Regions from separate parts of the Homo sapiens genome. Here region 1 is linked to region 2. The links are chromatin contacts, found by Hi-C in ENCODE. All regions are on one chromosome and are shown on one strand. The core of a region is the stretch at or near the end of the contact, and the rest is flanking DNA. Distances in the headings are between cores, read along the strand shown.

Evidence for each region. A loop is a pair of places that touch in the nucleus more often than their neighbours do. Pooled maps may share reads with other maps.
Region 1: a pooled map shows a loop between it and region 2 (12-fold over the local background). The contact joins the enhancer-like site here to the promoter of CNOT1 in region 2. A Hi-C loop is called at or near these places in 2 of 50 pooled maps.

Annotation. Positions count from the first base shown.
Region 1 is chr16:53,456,567-53,459,266 of GRCh38, forward strand. All of the region lies in intron 8 of RBL2 (RB transcriptional corepressor like 2), which reads left to right. Among named protein-coding and RNA genes, the nearest start is that of RBL2, 23 kb to the left of the region's middle. Within about 2 kb of position 1,270, at least 6 of the 41 ENCODE cell types and tissues checked have a DNase peak (open chromatin) inside an H3K27ac peak, as active enhancers do.
Region 2 is chr16:58,628,366-58,631,098 of GRCh38, forward strand. CNOT1 (CCR4-NOT transcription complex subunit 1) reads right to left here and starts at 1,461. Exons shown (of 49, transcript NM_016284.5): 1 at 1,363-1,461. RefSeq lists enhancers at 538-1,214, 1,215-1,890, 1,339-1,548, 1,839-2,328.

The sequences.
Region 1 (2,700 bases), core at 20-2,519, 5.2 Mb before region 2:
TAAAATCCTGACAAGTGCCTGTAATGTTGTAAGTTATCTGGCCCTGGCTCTCTCTGAATTCATCTACTTTCCTCCCTCCTCACCCACTTATGCCACATTAACCTCCTTTTTTGTTCTTCAGATATGCCAGGCATGCCTGCAACACAAAGCCTTTGCCTTTGCAATTCCCTCTGCCTAAACTGTATTGCTTCAAGAGACTCATGTGGCTTCCTTCTCACTTCATTCTGGTCTCTGATAACCCAACTGCTATGTCAATAATAACCACAACATCCTCCCCAACCCTCAGGACTTCTTTTCCCCCTGACTCTGCTTGCTAGTGTTTCTCTTCGTATTTATCACTGTCTGACAGTAAGTAGGGAGGTAGGTAGAAAGAATTGTTTATTACCTGTCTCCTTGCATTAGAATATAAGCTTCACCAAGGCTGTGACCAGTGTTGTATGCAGCGCTTGGCACATAGTAGACATTCGGGGAACATTTACTACTGAAATTTATTAAGAGGGAAGAGCAAGTCTGGGGGAAGGGGAATCAAGAGTTAGGGTTATTAGCATGTTAAATTAGAGATGTCTTTTAAGCATCCTAGTAGAGAAGTTGAATAGACAGTTGAGGTATACAAGACCGGAGTTCACAGTTCACAGTAGAGGTTAGGGGTTGTGTATATATGTCCTGGGGTCATCAGGGTGGGTACAGATAGCTTTTTTTTTTTTTTTTTTTGAGATGGAGTCTCGCTCTGTCACCCAGGCTGGAGTGCAGTGGTGCAATCTCGGCTCACTGTGACCTCTGCCACCTGGGTTCAAGCGATTCTCCTGCCTCAGCCTCCTGAGTAGCTGGGATTACAGGTGCCTGCCACCATGCCCAGCTAATTTTTTGTATTTTTAGTAGAAACGGCATTTCACCATCTTGGCTAGTCTGGTCTTGAACTCCTGACCTCATGATCTTCCCGCCTCGGCTTCCTGAAGTGCTGGGATTATAGGCGTGAGCCACCATGCCCAGCCGTAGATGGCTTTTAAAGCTATAAAATGAGGAGGGATTACTTAGAGGTATGAATTGAGAGAGAATACAAGAGGACTAAGGACAAAGCTCAGGGTCACTCCAAATTTTGTAAGTCTTCATTTGGAGATGGAACATCCTAATATTTTTAAGATACCGACTTAATATTTGCACCCAAGTTAAAGATTCCTCTTGATCAGAATGAACAGGAAGCTTTAAGCTAAGCACAGTGCTACCAAGAAGCACCATGTTGACCTTGAGGACTCTGGCAGGAAGCTGTTTGTGGTTGTCACACCTAGTTTCCTCTGTGAAACTACTGCTGCCTGTGGGTGATGTGGTTATATGCTGCTGGCTGCTGTTGATTCTCCTGTTTGTGTACAAGGTGTTTTTCCCTCCCAGTGCCTCCCAATGTAGGCATCGGTTCATGCACAGTGAAGTAGTTGGCTGCAAGAAACCTTGTAAGGCAGGGAGCAGCCTTTTGAATGCAATAATCTACCCAAATCATTTTATTGACTTAATTATAGAATGAATTTCTTTGAAACAAAGTGAAAGTCTTAGTTGTATTACACTTTAAGACATAGAGAAAACATGTAGGTTTGTTTCTGTATACAGTAAATTTCTGTGCTTTTCTATATCTTATGAAACTTGAATAGTTGGCTCTGTTGCCAGGTGAAAGTTTTGCTAGGTTTTTTAAAAAATTAGAATAAGTACATTTAATACACAGGGAAATTTTATCTTGAATATTAAAAGACATTGTTAAGCTATCTTAACCTTTCAGAGTTTATTTGAAAAATCAGAAAGATGTTTTACTGGCTCCTTTGACACCAAGTCACATCTTCTCCATATTTATTGTCAAGAATGTTGACTTTAACTTATTTCTCTGAAGACCTGTCTACCTTAGGGGGAGAACCTGTGATAGATTCTGGTAACCAAAGGTAGAGGAGGGGCAGGAAGACCAATGAAGGCTGTTCTGCATCAAGTTGCCTTTTTAGGGAATGTTCAACTTATTATCTGTCTCTGAAGCAAATTTGAATATTTGGATGGTGGGTGTATTAATTCATTTTAACGCTGCTGATAAAGACATGCCCAAAACTGGGAACAAAAAGAGGTTTAATTGGACTTACAGTTCCACATGACTGGGGAGTCCTCAGAATCATGGTGTGAGGCGAAAGGCACTTCTTAGGTGGCGGTGGCAAGAGAAAAATGAGGAAGAAGCAAAAGTGGAAACCCCTGATAAGGCCGTCAGATCTCGCGAGACGTATTCACTATCACAAGAATAGAACGGGAAAGACTGGCCTCCATAATTCAATTACCTCCCACTGGGTGCCTCACACAGCACATGGGAATTCTGGGAAATACAATTCAAGTTGAGGCTTCGATGCAGACATAGCCAAACCATATCAGTAGGCTTTTGTTAAATCATGGATTTTTTTTGGAACCAAATTTAATCACAATTTTCTTTTATCTTTGAGTGTCTGCAAAAATAGCAGTAGATGGGAATTGTGAAATTCTGTTTCTCAGAGCTGAGAATAATCTTAATTTTTCAGGTGAGCAGAATGCTTATCTTTGCCTCCGAGCATAAGTTTTACAAGAGGGAATGTAGGGAGCTGTACCTTATTTTAGAGTTTTAACTTTTAAGAGACAAACTTTTAGTTAGCTAAAATACAAATTATTCTTTCACACCTTCGTCTTCACATGGATATTGGCGGCTCT
Region 2 (2,733 bases), core at 211-2,710:
AATCTTTAAAAGGGTAGGAATACCAACCGGGACCACAGATCACTTAAGTATTAAACCCAAGTACCTATAGAAAAAAATTGTTCTTAATCTGTTTGACCTTCCTCCTAATATTTTACTTGCCTTCCCTCATTTTTTTAATCCATGTATTCCCTATTCCTATCAAAGGGGCTGTCATAAGGAAAACGTTCGGCATTGTTTCAAACAGTATAATTATATTCACTCAATCACTGACTTAAAAAAAAAAAAAAACCCAAGTAGTCACAGGCTATCGAATTGTAGAGAAATCGGCAGGGTAGGTTAAGCATTGTTACTCAGTTTTCAGGAAGAAAACAGACTTTATTAGAGTCCTAAGAAATGTGACATTTGATTAACTTCATGGGAAAAGTTTGTCATAAAGTTTATTTTAAATACAACATTTTCAAACGCACAGATGTCAAGCATTCTTTTTTAATCTACAAAGCTTACTCCTCGGGGAGTTAGTATCTGTGAGCCCTCTTGGGTGAATTCTGCAAAGGAGGTGGTACTGAAAAAGTATTATTTGTGTTTGGCCTTAAGTACCTCTACAAGACCTGCCGTGGATCTTATCAGCCTTGAGGCCTACAAGTGCTCAGCTCACTAGCGGGACACTTGTCCTGGGTGAGCAGGACCGCCACTACTGCAGACACCGGACCGAGTAGGTGGGGGCCAACTTCAAAGAAAGTGTGAGCGCCCAGGCGCGCGAGTGGAACAAAACCTGTAGCAAGTAATAAGGAAGTGCTTGCTCCCGCCCGCCCTTCCCATCCGGGGACACCCGAAACCTGGGGGGCTTTGACAACGTGCTGGGGGCGTAAGACGGGGAGAGTGGCAGCTCCGAGTACACGGAGAAGAACTGGAAACATGCAAAAACTCCAAACACGGTCCCCCCCGCCAGAAGCCCTAGGCCTCGGAAGCCGATGCCCACTGCAACCATCAGGGAGCAGAGACAGAAACAGTAGTTAAGGAGGTCGTGGAGGTCTCAGAGGGGTGCAACCCGCGCGAAGCCAGGCCCAGCGACACGAACTGCCGCCGCTGCCGCCCCCTGAGCCTCCAGGCCCGGGACAGAGACCACCATGGGTCTCACCCCGCGCTCTACCCTCCGCTTCCTGGAGCCTTCTCGCTGGCCTCTCATCTTCAGAGCGCGAAGCCTCCGAGAGCCGTGTGGAGAAGAGTCCGCCCTCTCCCGCCTCGTCCCACTTCCCCGTCCCGGCTGCCTCTCACTCCCTAGAGCTCCGGGAAACGCTTCCAGTGGCCCCAGGTCCACCCCTGTTCCTCCTCCCACCGGCTCTCGCGTTCCCAAGCTGACACCGCCACCCTACCCTAGCCCCTGACGCCAACCCGCCTCACCTCAGGCGGCTCCGGCAGCGCTGGACACAGGAAACTCCTGGGTCCCCGACTCCGGCTCTCCTCGACCCCCTCTTCGGTTAACTCCGCTTGTTTCTCTACAAAATGGCGCCGGAGGTCGCGCGCTCACGTCGCGGCCTTTCCCCTCCCCGTTCCCATTTCATCATTCGCTGCCCGCCCGAGGAGGGATGGCCCCAGAGCCAGCCAATGGCCGCGCCCCGCCTGTGGCTTCTACCCAATCACCGACAGGTGCCCGCGGATTTAAACCAATCACACTCTATCACTTGCAGAAGTCGAGGAAGAAATCAGGCTCCTGCTAGCAACTACCAATCCGGCCTCCTACTTCGCGGACTTTGGCCAATTGCCGCTCACCAGGCCCAGGGGACCGGAGTCAGAGCCCTCGCGCCTGCGCTCGAGGCGAGGGCCAATAGGGAGAGGCTGATAACTTCGATTTGGGGCTTCACGTACTTCCCACCTGCCCTGGAGGGCTGCGACCAGTGGGGCTTGGCATTGCCTTTGAGGAACAATAAATTATGGAAGGGGCCCATAACTCCTCGCCACCCTGCGCGGGAACTACTTTGAATTACAGTGAAACAGCTTTCCTCCACTTTCCTTCCTCTTTCGAAATGTCACGGTCCAGTAGACTTCGGGGATTCCCAACCGAAACAATCCCCTCCCCTAGTGTCCCTTTGGCGGGGAACGCCAGCCAGAAAGCAAGCCAGGTTGTGACTAGAGTTGGGGCGCTTTGCATCCTGGGATGTGTAGTCGCGCTCCTCTACCCCGTTCCCATCGCAGAAGTAATGCGTCTTCGTTCGTCGCTGCGCCCTAGAAGGAGCAGTGCATGCTGGGGGTTGTAGTCACCCAGGTGGCCACCTTGTCCTCGCTTGCTTCGCTTTGGTCAAGGGAACTTTCTGTTTTAGTTCTGTCTATTGAAGAAGGGACACCTTCCAGAGACGCCTTCCAGAGACGTAGGAGACGCAAGTTCTCTTCCTGGCTTAAGTCCTAGAAGCCGTCTAAGAAAGGATACCCATGTCCTTTGCTCTCAAGAGAAAAAGCATAGAAACATATTTTGCTATGGTTTGTTTGTTAACTATGATAGTTGGTAAGATTTTATACTCACCTGTACCCAAAAGAGAAAGGATTGGGAAGGAAGTGTTGACTGGTTAGCTCTATTACCTTTTGAAATTAAGGCCGGGCGCGGTGGCTCACGCTTGTAATACCAGCTCTTTGGGAGGCTGAGGCGGGTGGATCACGACGTCAGGTGATCGAGACCATCCTGGCTAACACGGTGAAACCCCATCTCTACTAAGATACAAAAAATTAGCCGGGCGTGGTGGCGCACACCTGTAATCCCAGCTACTTAGGAGGCTGAGG